2 separate regions of the Homo sapiens genome follow, and region 2 is linked to region 1. A link is a loop called in an ENCODE intact Hi-C map of the cell type or tissue named here. Cell type or tissue: adrenal gland. All regions are shown on one strand. Region 1 overlaps XYLT1 (xylosyltransferase 1). Region 2 overlaps XYLT1 (xylosyltransferase 1).

Region 1 (8,000 bases):
GTGGGGGACAGGGAGAGAATGAATGAGTGAAATCCACTGGAAATTTCCCACCTACTCATCCATTCATTCATCAGATACTGGTTGGGGTCTGCTGTGTGCCAGGCCTTATGCACAGCAGGGGGAAAGACAGATGTGACCCTGCCCTCATGCTCTTTATGGTTTGGGGGCAGGATGACCTCCCAATAAAAACAAACAAGAACATTGCAAAAAATCAGATTGTTACAAATGCAGCGAAGGAAACCATTAGGGAGCTGAACGAAAAGAAAGAGCTGTGGATAAGCATTTGTTTTGGATGGGTGGATTTATTTTACTTATTCAGGGGTAAGGATTTATTTTGGATCATGCCTTTTGCCATAGTAGTCCTAAACGAGCCCCAGGAATCCAAAATATGGTATAGACACCAATCGTGATGCACCAGTGGTTGGAGGTGCTACAAGGGCAGATATTCTGTAAAAACTCTTTATAAAAAGTTACTATTCGTATCTGTACAACATTTATTCACTTCTTAAATTTATTTGTTAATTTATTGAGACAGGGACTCCTTACGTCACCCCGGCTAGAATGCAGTGGTTTGATCTCAGCTCACTGCAACCTTGACCTCGCAGGCTCAAGCAGTCCTCCCACCTCAGCCCCCTGAGTAGGTGGGACTACAGGTGCGTGCCACCATGCCCGGCTAATTTTTGTATTTTTTGAAGAGGTGGGGTTTTGCTATGTTGCCCAGGCTGGTCTGGAACTCCTGGGATCAAGTGATCCTCCCACCTCAGCCTCCCAAACTGCTGGGATTACAGGCGTGAGCCACCACGTCTGGCTCACTTCTTAAATATTGCCTGCGTTCTTTTAGTTGCTTTTTTCCCAACAAAACCATATGATACAAACATTACTCTAAATATACAACTTGATGAATTCTCACAAACTGAACACATCCGAGTATCCTAGACCAGGAATCATAGCACTGACAACATCCCAGATGCACTCTCTTCTTCTTGGGTGAATATTTAAAGAAATTATTAATCGCTGTATATTTCTTTAAATGTATATTATGGAAAATACAGAAATATAACCAGCCAATCAAAACGGCAGCTTCAACACTCTTCTCGTTTAACATGCAGGTAAAGTGGCATTTAAGTAAGAAGAAGTGGGTTAACAAAATGAAAACACATAAGCAAACTCTAACTGGATTTCAAATCCTGATTGCAGCTTGGTTGGTTAATGACGATCAAGGAAGTGCTGAGATGGCCAAGGTTTGGTCAATGTCAACTTAACCAGTTTGAAGAGTCTTTGCTCCTCTGGTAAACAGCTGTGCTGTTTTGTTCTGAAGTTCAAGTGGAAAGGATTAAAGTTAGATGTTAGGAGGAACTGTGCTCTGGGTCCCTTGGAAAGGAATTCCCCATTGGAGGCCCTCTCTGATGTCTGCATTGCTCCCACAGTTATGGAAAGTAATGGCCCCAGAGCTCCCCATGCCTGTCTTCTGTGACTGAGTTCTGGACATTTCATGTGCGTCTTTTGGATTCACTGTGCATTTGCTTCACGTTGAGTATTTGTACTCTATTCCCCCAAGTGTTGGACATGAAATTAGCATGATGAATGGGTCCCCAAATGGGCCAGTAATGACTACATTAACTTAACCCTGAACCAAGACTCTCCTATTCAGAACCAGGGTAACAGAACCGCAGTACAACGTTAGCAGCAATTCAAAAGGGCATCGGAGACAACTAATCATTTCATAATGAGCGAGGGGAGAAGCAATAAAAGCCGGGAGCCCAAGGACGGCATGATAATTTTGCAGAGTCTCAGCTCTCAACCAGACTCACGTTCATAAAATAAACAAATGTTTTTGGTAATGGAAAGCTAATGTATACATTATTTAAGGATAGTATTAAAACCAGACTAGATGGATCAAGTAATACAACAGTTACCTCATTAAGCATCCTTTCTTTGGGGATGTGAAAAAGTTATTCTTTTTTTTCTTCTTCTTTTTTCCTTTTGAAATGGGGCTTTATTAATTAGAGATGTAATGGGAAATCTTATTTTTTTCCCCAGACTAGTGGCTGTTTTCTGTTTATTTTTTAATGGAGGACTATGCTTTGCAGATGTTCTCTTTGAAATAAAAGCCTATTCATTGTCTCTCTTTTGCACTTTCTTTTATCCTAGCTCAAAAGGGGCAGCTGTTATGAAAGACACTGAGAACCCCGTTTGCTTGTCATCAAGTATTGCAGATGATTCTGTTGTGGATGTAAAATGCTCTTATTGCCTGCTTTTTCTTGTAACCCTATTGAGGGATAGTTTTCAAATTGTGACGTCTGATTTTCTCTTGTTTAGAAGGTGAGTTAAAGACAGAAAGCAGGGAGAGATGTTAAGCTAAACGTCTCCTAAGGAAGGATGTTCAGTGAAAGACTGGGTGGTTTAGAAATGGGTAGAAGTTAGGTTATTCATTCTTCTTTGGCCTGGAGGCTGACTGCTGTTTGGCTTTCTTTTAGAATTAAAGCAAACAAAAAACGCACAACAGCAACATTTGGAGGAAACTGACTGTTTATTGGAGTGAGCAGGCAGATACAGCCCTCCAATGAAGGTGGGTGCTAGAAAGCAGCGATGGGAAATACGTAAGCCAGAAGGAAACCTAGAGCTTTGTGAGTCAGGTGTGGGCTCCAGATGGAATAATGACAGCATAGGGTCCTCTTCCTCCTTTCTTAAAGAAAAGGTAAATTTTAAAAATCAAAACTTGAATTAGTAGCCAAAATCAATGATTTCCAATCCAAATCAAATTTAGAGTGCCTATTAAGAAATTCGAAATTCTGGTCTTCATTCCCAGAGGTAACCATTTGAGTGAGGGGGGATGTGGCTGCCTCGTGTACACGGGCCCACCAGGTCACTTTACTTGTCTGTGTTACCCACAAGATGGCTGTTGGGGTTTGAGTTTGCAACTTTCAGAATGATAATAATAATAATTGCTATTATCTATTAGATGTCACTACGTGGCAGGCACTGTGCTGTACTGAGCAGCGTCTCCTAGATTATCATTTTAATCATTATATCAGCCTTATGATGTGGCTGCTGATAGTATTCCCATCTACAGATGAGGAAATTGAGGCATAGAGAGGGTAAGAAATCACCTGCAGTCACAGAGAAGACTTGGAATTTCAACTCAGCCAGCGTGACTCAGGAGCCTGTGTGTCAAATGCCATGCATGTGCCGCACAGAAAGATGTAACAACTCCCATTAGGTTTTCTTCAGAAGGACACTGCCAGAAAGTTGGTACTGTTGCCGGGCGTGGTGGCACATGCCTGTAATCCCAGCGCTTTGGGAGGCCTAGGTGGGAAGATCGCTGGAGCCCAGGAGTTCAAGACCAGCCTGGGCAACATAGTGGGACCTCGTCTTTACAAAAACATAAAACAATCAATCAGCTGGGCATGGTAGCATGCCTGTAGTTCCAGCTACTTGGGAGGCTGAGGTGGGAGGATCACTTGACCCTGGGAGGTTGAGGCTGCTGTGAGCCGTGATCGCACCACTGCACTCCAGCCTGGGTGACCGAGCAAGATCCTGTCTCCAAAAAAAAAAAAAAAAAAAAAAGGTTTGTACTGTTTGCCTGCTGCAAAGATGGTACCACTGAGACCTAGCAGTGAGTGAACTGAATTGCCCAAGATCAAACCACCACATAGAATGTACAGAGTGACTTATTGCCTGTAAAAAAAAGGTCGAGTGTGAAACTGACTGTGGACGTGGACATCTAGGAAGCTGAAAGTCTGGCTCTGGTAGAAGTACCCTCACCCTGATTCCCATCCTCTGTGTGCACAGAGTGAAGCTGGGGTGACGGCCTCCACCTTCCATCCATAGTCTTGCAGCAGAGAGGTAGCACCTGACACGTAATATTTTGATAAGTTGCTGATTTGTATTAAAATAATAATTACAGCGATAATTACAAGCACGGATTTCACTGAGACTCAGCTGCTGACGGTGAGAAAAAATAATTAATTGCGTATTCTCTGGAAATCAAATGGAAGCCAGACCTGGCCTTTTTCCTTTGTGAGAGTCCAGCGCAGGTTTTGCTGTAGGTTGAAGGCCATGTATTTTGCCAGATGCTGTTTATGTTAATAGTATTGATGGTAGATTTCCATGCGAGGAGTCGCTGGTAATTGGGTGAACATCATCTTTATGCGCAGACGCCGCAGAAAATAGCCTGGCCGGATTCTGATGGTAGCACCATCCCTTAAACCATGAAACAAACTCCACCCTGGAAGTAAACACAATAATAGAGGAAAACAATTTAAATCTACCTTTTATTTATTTATTTATTTATTTATTTATTTATTTATTTATTTAGAGATGGAGTCTCACTGTTGCCTAGGCTGGTCTCGGACTTCTGACCTCAAGTGATTCGCCCACCTAGGCCTCCCAGAGTGCTGGGATTACAGGTGTGAGCTGCTGTGCCCAGCCATTATTATTAAATATTCTTAAGTACTCTAGCATTGGCAGGTACCTGGCCATCATGAAGAAGTCATAACTAATTTAATTTGATTGCTCTCGTTCTCTTTATACTTCTGTTTTTGAAGCTGATTGAATTGTAAGCTACTTTATTATAAAAACTTGCTAAACTTCTCTTGAAGTAGAACATGCATGAGAAAGAATGCAGAAATCATGAATAAACAGCTCCAGAAAGGGATCACGCCCAACTAACCAGCACCCGAATTCAGAGCCCACCAGCCCCCGGGATCCCGGCCACGTCCACTCTGACCCCATGCCTGCAAGGATAGGGTCTCTATCGTGACTTCTAACCCCACCAGGTACTTTTGCCTCTTTTTAGAAATGGAATCATACAGTCTGTACTCTTTTGTGCCTGGTTTGTTTTGGTTAACATTGCGTCTGGGAGTTTTATCTCTGTCCAGGGTTGGCGAACCCCAGCTTACAAGCCAAATCTGGTCCTTTGCCTGTTTTCATATGGCCTGTGAGCTAAGGATGGATTTTATGTTTTTAAATAGTTGCGGGGGGGGGCGGGGGGGGGAGGAAAGAATGATATTTTGTGACGCGTGAAAATTATATGAAATTCAAATTTGTGTCCACAAATTGACTGGGCATGGTGGCTCATGCCTGTAATCCCAGCACTTTGTGGGGCCGAGGTGGGTGGGTCACTTGGGGCCAGAAGTTTGCTACCAGCCTGACCAACATGGTTGAAACCCCATCTCTACTAAAAGGTACAAAAAAATAGCTGGGTGTGGTGGTTGATGCCTGTAATCCCAGCTACTCAGGTGGCTGAGGCAGGAGAATCACTTGAACCCGGGAGGCAGAGATTGCACTGAGCCAAGATTGTGCCACTGTACTTCAGCCTGGATGACAGAGTAACACTGTATCTCAAAAAAAAAAAAAAAATTGCGATCATAAATAAAGCTTTATTGGAACACAGCCATGTCCATTTCATTTATATATCAGCTATGGCCGCTTTTGTGCTATGACAGCACAATTGAGTAGTTGCAACAAAGACTGTATGGGCCCTAAGCCTAAAACATTTACTATCTGGCCTGTTACCAAAAAGTTTGCTAACCCTATGTCTATATTGGTTCACAGAGTTGTAATTGTTCATTTGCATTATTTCATTGTGGAATATACCACAATTTACATATCCATTCTGTTTATGGGCATTTGGGAAGTTCCCAGTTTGGGGCCATTATAAATAGTGCTGCTGTGAACATTCTTGGACATCTCTTTCGGCAAACATATGCAAACATTTCTGTTGAGTATATACCTAGGAGCGGAATTAATTTAACTACTTTTTTTTTACCAATTGATTTGACAATTATATTTTAATTTGGAAGTCTTACCTTTCAGAGTAGGAAGTAAAGCACAGTAATACTTTCAAATGCTGAAACTCTGTAACAAGGCTTATTTTCATAATTAGTCTTGCAAAATTCAGAGTCCGTAGAAACAGTTTCTTAATTGTCCATTGTTCTTCCATTCTTAGTCCCTTCTAGGCTGTTGGGAACAAGCCCGATGTCAACTGCTTTAGTTGCTTTTGGGAATGGTGCCATCATTTAATTTCTTATACCAAAGCCATATTGTCCACAGCGCTCTTATCTTTATTCAGCAAAACAGGTTTGGCAGAATTAGGTGTTTTTTTTCTAGATGTCACTTTCTGCTTTGATTGACTTCTGTTTATCTCTGGCTTTCTGGTTTTCTTGCTGGGAAGCAGATGAATATAGCCCTGTGTCCCCAATAAGATCTCTAGCCTGCAGTAGCGTGTGTCATTTTACATTGAAACTCTGTGCTGAAATATCCCTTTGGGGACTGCATATGCTGTACATGGCCACAGCATCGGAGCACGGAGACTTCCCCGGAGGTGCTGCCTCAGTGTGCGTTGTCAGCATTGTTTAGAAATGCAGGATCCTGTGTCAGTTTCTGAATGCCAGTCACTTCCCATTTGCTGCTCCACTTTTTGGACACTAGCACTGACAGGGTTGGAAGAGTAAAATTAGGATACCCTAGGATCCACCCATCTTTCAGGTTTGCTTGGTGCTGGCTGAAAAATGACTTAATATTCTTTCTGGGGCTTGTCAAAGAGTCCTGTCCGTTCTTCTCCTAAGCCAACCCACTTTACCAGGAGTAAAGCCCTAGCTGTTGTAGGAGCCTGTCTTCTGATTCTGCCTGGTGCGATGAACAAACTTAAGGAATGGCACAAGAGAAGAAGGTCAGCTGCTGTTTTAGTATTACTTTTGGAATGAAATTTGAATTTAGTGCAGAAAGGATTTGTGGACTTGAAACCCTTGGGCTCAGCTAAAATCCTTTCTATGTGACTCAGGATCTGGAAGCCTCAGTTTTCGTCTTTAAAATAGGGCTGCAAAGCTGCAATGCTATTGTGGTTATGATTCCAGAGTGGAATTCCCAGATGTGAGAAACTTAACCCTTAAATTCTGGTAGTTTGCCTCCTTTCCCTTTAGCTTAATAGGTTGTCTTTTTCTGTTGGAATATTTACTTTTGTTAAGGTAAGACTAGAATTGTAAGTATTCATTGAAACTCTTTACAAAGGTGTGTGTGTGTATGTGTGTGTGTGTGTATTCTAGGGGAAGAACTTCTCTTTTTAAAGACTACTTTCTAGATGTTCTAACGTGCTAATTACAACTGATAATTAACTTGGTCTAAAAAGAATCTTAATAGATTTCAAAAGTAGAAAACTTCCAGGCTTCCTTCATAAAACAATAAGATATATTGAAAATTAGCCTCTAAAAGACAATCGCATAGAAATTTAAACAATCGAAACTCTTCTAAGTAATTCTTAGATCAATGAATAGATTAAATTTGACATTTCAGATTATATATTGATTAGCGAAAATGAAAATACTTCATATCAAAACTTGAGATAAGGTTAAAACTGTGCCCAGAGGAAAACTGGTAGTCTATTTTAAAAGCACTTTAGGTTTTGACATTAAATATGAAAGAGTAAAATAATTAAAATAAAAGTCCATTAAAAAAATAATTGAGGCTGGGATGGTCTCGAACTCCTTGGTCTGAAGCCACCCTCCTGCCTTGGCCTCTCAAAGTTTTGGGATTATAGGTGTGAGCCATGGTGCCAGGCCTGAGACCCTGTTACTAACAAAAAAAAAAAAAAAAAGAAAAAAACTGAGAATCAAACAAAAGAAAGTAGGAAAGGGACATTAAGAAAAATAAAGGCAGAAATTCACAAAACAGAATGCAAACACGATAGTATTAATTCATGAGATCCTTTAATGACCCAACCATACAAAGTGCTAATTTCGTTCCTCTTAGGGTTAGAATCTATGAATAGGCTGTAGGTTCCTTAATTCTCAATGCTTGCTCAATGCTTCTCTTATAGCAATTGAGTAAGGGAACCTGTCAGTAGCAGGAGGCACCACTGGTTTCATGTTATTAGGATGGGCGGGTTAGGGGAAGTTATCACTTAGCCTGCCCACATCAAAACACAGCACACTTCATGTACCTTTTTTCTGCTGATCAATTTCCTCTCATTTTTAAGAATAGTTAAGAATGGCAGAGTAGCT
Region 2 (8,000 bases), 58 kb after region 1:
CACTGCGTTGATGCACCTTATTTAATGTCACCATTGCTCAATTGTTGAACATTTAGATTTTTGTTGATATTCTAAATAAATAATGTTGTAAATATCTTTGGGCCTATGGCTTTTATTTTATTTTCTAATTATTTCTGTAATAATTTTTTAAGCAGGAGCTGACTGGCCAAGAAACATTCCATAAATGTTTAGTGCTCCTAAATGTTGTGGAAGTTGATATAATAATAATAATAATAATAATAATAACCATAGCCACTAACCCTTCATTGAACAACTAGGCCAGGCATTATCTGAGTGCTTAGCATACATTTTAAAATTTACCCCTCCCAGCTCCTTGAGGTGGGGATGATGTTATTCCCATTTTACAGATATAGGAACAGAGACAAAGAGAGGTTAAATTACCTGCCCGGGAACATAGAAAAGGATGTTGAAGAAGCCATCCCTTTCCTCAAAAAACTCAGTTGCAGAACACTACACATAGTTACATCGGTAAGCTCAAAGTTGCCCTGGCCAGTTCTTGTGCCATTTCCACAACTTCAGCTTGCAAATGCTAAATATGTGCCCATAAGTATATCTCTCTGTATAAATTTAGGCAGAGATTGAACTTGCAGGAAGTCCGTCTGGCTTTTCTGGAAGACTCTCCCACCCCGGGTGGCTCCATTCCCAGCAACCTCAAGGCAGAATGGTGGAAGTTTTGGAAATTGATCTGAAGTCCGTTTCCCTTGCTTCCTCGTCCCTTTTCCTTTGTAACATCCTCCAGCCCAAGGGCCCAGTGTCCCTATGTGCTATCATCTCCCTTGCAAGCTTTCCAGCCATGATCTCTGAAAAAACTCATCCACACTGAGCTGGGGCTGATTGGAATTCATTCCAGGGAGAGTTGCATTTTGTCAAACACTAATGTTAAAGAATTGACTCTGAAGAATAGATTGTAGACAGGTGTGTGTGTGTGTGTGTGTGTGTGTGTGTATGAAAGAGAGAGTGAGACAGAGAGACAGAGGAGAGAGAGCTGGATTATGTCATCCCCCTGGCTGTTACTTCTGTTTTTCTTCCCCTTTTTTCCTCTTCCCAGTATAGGGTTACTACTTTCCCAATATAGGGTTGATTCCCGTTTGTCCTTCAAACTTCAGATCAGGTGTCCCCTCCTCCGGCTGGCCTTCCTCGCTCTAACTCCACACCTTGTTTCTTTCACTCGTGGCTTTCATTACAAGCTGACTTTGAAGGTTGATGGGTTGATTCATTGCCTGTGTCTCCTCCTAAACTGCAAGTTAGTTAGTTCCTTCCTTCCTTCCTTCCTTCCTTCCTTCCTTCCTTCCTTCCTTCCTCCCTTCCTCCCTCCCTCCCTCCCTCTCTTTCTTTTTTTTTGAGATGGAGTCTCTTTCTGTCACCCAGGCTGGAGTGTGATGGCATGATCTCAGCTCACTGTAACCTCCGCCTCCCAGGTTCAAGTGATTCTCATGCCTCAGCCTCCTAAGTAGCTGGGATTACAGGCGCGTGCCACCACTCCCAGCTAATTTTTGTATTTTTAGTAGAGACAGGGTTTTACCATGTTGGCTAGCTGGTCTCAAACTCCTGACCTCAAATAATCTGCCCACCTTGGCCTCCCAAAGTGCTGGGATTACAGGTGTGAGCCATGGCGCCCAGCCCCTAAACTGCAAGTTCTTTGGGGACAGTAGGTACTATAATTTGTGTTAGTCACTGAGGTACCTAGAATCTAGCATAGTGCCAGGCACAGGGTCAGCTGCACCCACTGTTTGTTGATTGAATGCTTGATGTGTCTCCCAGCATTCCTTTCACTGTCAGCCCCTGTCCTTCCTGTCTACCTGGCCGAAGACTGAGAAAGCTGCTGTTGCCAGGAGAGAGTTTGAAGCTGTGATTTCCTTGTTGCCAAATAAATGAGAAGCCTGGTGAGGGCCAGTTAGCCTGATGGCTGCTGTTGGAGAAGAAGTCCGCTGGCTGGATCCTTAGCGATTGTGTTGAAAACACAGCCACTCTATTTTGTTTTCCTTTCCCAAAGAAATATTTGCTTTATCTCTGGCAGTGTGTACTTTATTATAACAGAGCTGGAGGATGTTGACCTGAGAAGTAAAAAAACATGGTTTCCAAAGAGACTCTGTCAATGGCTTAAAATTAATAAACGTGCAGCTGTGGGTGGTGGTGGGGGCTGGAGTTGGGGGCGAGGGCCGGAGGACAGGGGTGCAGAAGTGATTAAACTGCTCCTGTTTTGCCATGGGGATGACACCGCTTTTCTTTTAGTGGCAGGTTAAGGGGATGAAAATCTGAATTGGCGTATCTTTAAACAAGTTATTACTTCAGCTGTGAGATAATTTGTTGAGAAAATGCCATTATTTTTCCAATATAGGTCCTTCGGACTGTGCAACCGGGGCATGATGCTGGCAGCTGCGGTTGCATGTAGATGCTAAAGCATCATGGAGCGGGAGAATGAACTTCAGGTTAAAGCCTGTTTATTCTTAAATAAATTGAGTTTTCTGTTTTCCACAGTGTAATGAGGAGGGAGCAGGGCTTCCCTCCTGCTCTCAGTGCTGGAGGCCTGGAGTTGTCCACACCCCTTCCCTTGATGCTTAGGATCCTTCCAACAGCACCAGAACCTCTGGGGACTCTCATTCTGCCCAGAAAGGCCAGGGAGAACCCAGGTCTTTACCCTTTGTGGGGAGGAGCCTCGAGGATGGCCTTGAGCATCTCAGCCTCCGTTGCCATGCTTCCCAGTGACTTTGAGGATGTCATCTGTTATGGGTTGAATTATGTCCCCTCTCCTGCCCCCAGATTCATATGTTGAAGTCCCGATTTCCAGTACATTGGAAGTTGACCTTGTTTGGAAAGACGGTCATTGCAGATGTAATTTGCAAAGATGCAGTCATACTAGAAGCGGGGGGGTCCCTAAGCTAATATGACTGGTGTCCTTATAAAAAGGGGGCATTTTAATTAGCCAGGTGTGGCGGCATGCACCTGTAATCCCAGCTACTCAGGAGGCTGAGGCAGGAGAATCACCTGAACCTGGGAGGTAGAGGTTGCAATGAGCCGAGATCGAGCCACTGCACTCCAGCCTGGGTGACAGAGCAAGACTCTGCCAAAAACAAAACAAAACAAAACAAAACAAAAAAACAGTGGGGGGGGGCGGGGACATTTGGACATAGCCATGCACACAGGGAGGACACTTTGTGAAGGCGAAGGCAGAGAGGGGCATGATGTATCTACAAGCGAAGGAACATTCAAGATTCCCAGCAGACCACCAGAAGCCAGGAGAGGGGCATGGAACATTCTTTCTCACAGGCTTCAAAAGGAACCAACCCTACCAACACCTTGATCTTAGATTTCTAGGCTCCAGAAATGGGAGGCAATACATTTTGATTGTTTAAGCCATTTAGTGGTGCTTTGTTATGGCAGCTGGCAAGAAACGAATACATCATCCAAGGGCCATGGTTCACCCATCATCTACTCCCCGAAAAAAATCACTCATACTCACTTAAATCCACGTCTCCACCTGTGCCCTGAGTAAGTCCTTAAATCTGCCATGTAGGCCACCGAAGTTTCAGCTGTCTCTGCCCTTTAGTCTTGCAGAAACACAGTCGGTCTTACGTTGTTACTTTACAGGTAACACCCTCCCTGTGACATTCTAAGCCCCAGATGGGGAGCTGGGCCTCTTTCTTTGTCTTGATTCCAGCAGGCACTTAAGCAGTGCTTGTTGGATTCAGTAGATTTGCCCACTCTGACTCCTGAGATAGACTAGATGCACTTCTAGTCCTTATCTTTCTGGAGTTTTAGCCTCTTGCCTTGTCAGTCCTTTGGTGACCATATGCCACTCAATATTTACGTGGCCTCCGTGGATCCAAGGTCTGCATTTTCCAATCTGGACTCGTATATGTGAAAGAGCTGTTCACGAGATCAGCAGTTTGAGCCAGCCTGACCAACACGGTGAAACCCCGTCTCTACTAATAATACAAAAATTAGCCGGGAATGGTGGTGCATGCCTGTAATCCCAGCTACTCAGGAGGCTGAGGCAGGAGAATCGCTTGAACCCGGGAGGCAGAGGTTGCAGTGAGCCGAGATCGCACCACTGCACTCCAGCCTGGGCAATACACTGTCTCAAAAAAAAAAAAAAAAAAAAAGAGCTATTCAAACTATGGAGTGCCCTAGTAAAATCGTAGCAATGACTCATTCCGCTGTTTGTATGTCTGAAGAGGGACAGTGAGCTAGACTCAAAGGCTCAGGTTCCGGTCCAGCTTTATCATTCACCAGATGGCTATCCCTAGGAAAGTCACTTGACCTCTCTGAACTTTAGTTTTCTCAGCTTGCCTTGTCTGCCTGGGTTGGCAGGGAACCAAGAATATGTGTGAGAGGCCTTTGATAGCATCAGAGCAGAGGCTGTAGACATAGAGTAAAGGGGGGAATGAAAAGGTTCTCATGGTGATCTGGAGAACAGGTACCCCAGCAAAAGGGGTCTCCATGGGAAGGGTGGGCCCAGGGTTGCCAGATCGTCAGAGTTTTTAATAGAAGCCGGAAAGGCGGTTTATTATGATGTATCCCAGCCATCCAATGTTGTCTCGGGTGTTTTTTAAGCACCACAGGTTCATATCAAATTAGATTGCAGACTGTTTCTGGGCCCATGAGCCACCGTTCTGTGATGCCTGCTGTAGGATTTGATTCAGATAGAGGTCGATGGCAATGCTTATTTCCTTTCTGTTACCCGAACCTGCCGATCCAAGCATCCTCCTCAATAACTCTGAAATGCAAGAGTCAATATTAACCAAGGAAAATTTACGTTGTCACCCTCCAGGAAGCCTTCCCTGATCACATCCCTCCTGAATTGAATTGGATCAGAGGTTGGCCAGCCTTTTCTTAAAGGAGCAGATAAGAGGTATTTTAGATGTTGAGGGCCCTTCAGTCTCCTTGGCAACTACTGAACTGTGCCTCTGCAGCCGGAAAGCAGCCAGAGATAACATGTAAACAAATGAACGTGGCTGTGTGCCAATAAAATTTTATTTGCGAAAATAGGCCACGAGCTGAATCTGGCTATGGTATGGGATGGTAATCATTTCCTGATACTCTAGTTAGATACTTTTTTTTCTGAGGTGGAGTCCCACTCTGCCCAGGCCAGAGTACAGTGGCCTGATCTTGGCTCACTGCAACCTGCACCTCCTGGGTTCAAGCCATTCTCCTGCCTCAGATTCCCGAGTAGCTGGGATTACAGGTACCTGCCACCACGCCCGGCTAATTTTTTGTATTTGTAGTAGAGATAGGGTTTCACTGTTTGGCCAGGCTGGTCTCAAACTCCTGACCTCAAGTGATCTGCCTGCCTCGGCCTCCCAAAGTGTTGGGATTATAGGCGTGAGCCACCGCGCCCAGCCTAGATAGCTTTTTTATGTACTACCCTAACACCCTGAATTTAGCCCCTTATCAGCAGTCTACTACCACAACTAAGAATAAACACATTTATTGAGCACTTACTGTGTGCCAGGAGCTGTTCCAACCCCTTCATTTATCTTTACTCATTTCTCACAGTGAGTTTGTGTGGAAGGTCCTGCTGCTATCCCCATTTCACAGATGAGAAGACTGAATCACAGAAAGGTTAAGCAACATGCCCAAGGTCACCCAGCTGAGCTTTCAGACTCAGAAGCAAATAACGCTTTGCTTCTATGGCTCACCCAGCAGGTATTTCACGTCATCTCTGTATTTCCTTGATGCCCAGCACAGGGACTGGCTGTAAGGTTGTGCCCAGGAGTCACTGCATGAGTGACAGGCATTATTTCCGGTTTTGCAAACCTGTACAGGAGGGGTGTAGATACAAACGTTGCATTGTAACCCTTTCTAAATAGACTCAGAGAGTCTGCCTGGGACAAACTTTCCCAAGCCAGACGCCTTTGTTTTTCATGCGTCGAGAATTTGGCAGCTCTGGCTTGGACTTGCACAGGGCTACTTTTAAACATCTGGTTCTCTTAGCAGCCCTAAAATCCAACAGCACCCATAACAACTTTCATCTCTCTGCCGTGGCGCCTTGTGAAACATCACAGCCCCCCTTGGCTGATTGTAGGAATGGTGAACAGAGTCTGCTGTTCACCAACCAACAGATGAGAGTGACAGAGAGGACACTACATCTGAGTCCTTCCCCGAAGGGTCCCTGAAGAATTCCATGTCAATATGGTAAATTGATTCCGATTTGAAAAGCCCTTCACAGATTTCACTGTATTTAAAGGAGTCCCCGATGAGAATCCTTTATATTGTGAATGATCTCCTGGTAATTGATCTGCTTTAGAAGTTTGGCTTCAGTTTAACAGGGGCACCTGTGTTGTTCTGTACTTCTGTGAGCAGAGCTCAAAGTATTATAATGAGCAAGAATAATTATTATGATTATTTATAGGGAGTCATTGTGATGTGCCAGGCACTTGTGACATATGCTTTGTTTTATGTGATTATTTTTATTTTTTTAGAGATAAGGTTTCGCTGTGCTGCCCAGGCTGGAGTGCAGTGGTGCGATCATGGCTCACTGCAGCCTTGAATTCTTAGGCTCAAGTAATCTTTCTGCCTCAGCCTCCCAAGTAGCTGGGACTACAGGAATGCACCACCCTTCCATTTTTTAATATTTAAGAGATTGGTGTGGGTGGGGGTTGATATGATTTGGCTCTGTGTCCCCATCCAGCTCTCATCTCGAATTGTAATCTCCATGTGCCAAAGGAGGGACTTGGTGGGAGGTGATTGGATGAGGGGGGAGGTTTTCCCCATGCTGTTCTCATGATAGTGAGTGAGTTCTCATGAGATCTGATGCTTTAAAAGTGTTTGGCAGTTCCCCCTTCACTCTCATTCTCTCCTGCTGCCGTATAAGATGTGCCTTGCCCCTCTTCCTCTTCTGCCACGATTGTAAGTTTCCTGAGGCCTCCCCAGCCCATGTGGAACTGTGAGTGAGTTAAACCTCTTTTCTTTATAAATTACCCAGCCTCAGGTAGTTCTTGATAGCAGTGTGAAAATGGACTAATACAGGGGGGATGGGCAGGGATCTCACTCTCTTGCTCAGGCTGGTGTTGAACTCCTGTCCTCAAGCGATCTTCCTGCCTTGGCCTCCCAAAGTGTTGAGATTACAGGCATGAGCTACCATGCCCAGCCCAACAAATGCTTTATATACTCTGTTTCATTTGTCCTTTTCAACTCCTCTAAGGGGTAGGTGCTGACCTTTTGCCTATAGGTAAACTGAGTCATAGAGAAGTTAAATTGTGTGCCCAAGGTCACATAGCTGGTCAGTAGCACTGCTGGGATTCAAACCCAGGCGGTCTAGCTCCAGGGCCAGAGCTCTTCCCACCCTCCTCTGTTGTTTTCTCTAAGCGTGGTGGCTTTATTTATCTCCAGAAATGCTGTCCTCCTCCATGGTCTGACATGGAAGCTCAGGTGCTTCTTGCACAGTGGGTAAAGTTGTGCTGTATGTCAGTGAGGATGGACTGCTGCCTCCAGGGCACTCTGCCCAGATGCTCCCTATTGGAATCACTGGGCCATATCAGCTTCTCTGAGAGAGCAGAATGAAAAAGCTGGCAGGGTTGGACTTGGTGGATCGTGTGGAGACCACCGCTGCCTCCCATGGAGAAGATACCTCCATGAAGGCAGAGTAGAAATCTGTTCTCCGTGAACTGCAACGGTGATCGCTGCTGTGGTGGGTGACATGAGCCACCCCTGTACCGTCCAGTGAGGTGGCCAGCAGCCACATGGGGCTATATCAGGAGCCCTGGAAATGTGGCTAGAGCAGTGAGAAATTGAAGTTTTACTTTTATTTCATTTTCATTAATTTAAAACCTGATACCTGATTCAGTTATTAAATATATTTGGAACTACTTGGGTCTGAGAATTTACTTCATTTGACATTTAAAAAAAAATCAATTGGCCGGGCGTGGTGGCTCATGCCTGTAATGCCAGCACTTTGGGAGGCCGAGGTGGGTGGATCATGAGGTCAGGAGATCGAGACCATCCTGGCTAACACGGTGAAACTCCGTCTCTACTAAAAA

What was found. A loop is a pair of places that touch in the nucleus more often than their neighbours do. Peaks named below come from ENCODE experiments on the same cell type or tissue, not always from the same donor. Only the 100,000 strongest peaks of a DNase experiment are listed, where the experiment ranks them.
Region 2: it touches region 1 in a loop (2.6-fold over the local background); 14 of 110 quality-filtered maps call a loop at or near these places.

Annotation. Positions count from the first base shown.
Region 1 is chr16:17,451,900-17,459,899 of GRCh38, reverse strand. All of the region lies in intron 1 of XYLT1 (xylosyltransferase 1), which reads left to right. It overlaps LOC107987234 (a long non-coding RNA gene), which reads left to right. Exons shown (of 2, transcript XR_001752091.2): 2 at 1-7,428. Among named protein-coding and RNA genes, the nearest start is that of XYLT1, 15 kb to the left of the region's middle. In adrenal gland, no CTCF peak of the experiment used is centred here; no DNase peak of the experiment used is centred here; H3K27ac peaks cover 1,154 bases.
Region 2 is chr16:17,393,952-17,401,951 of GRCh38, reverse strand. All of the region lies in intron 1 of XYLT1 (xylosyltransferase 1), which reads left to right. Among named protein-coding and RNA genes, the nearest start is that of XYLT1, 73 kb to the left of the region's middle. In adrenal gland, no CTCF peak of the experiment used is centred here; a DNase peak (open chromatin) is centred at 4,394; H3K27ac peaks cover 3,207 bases.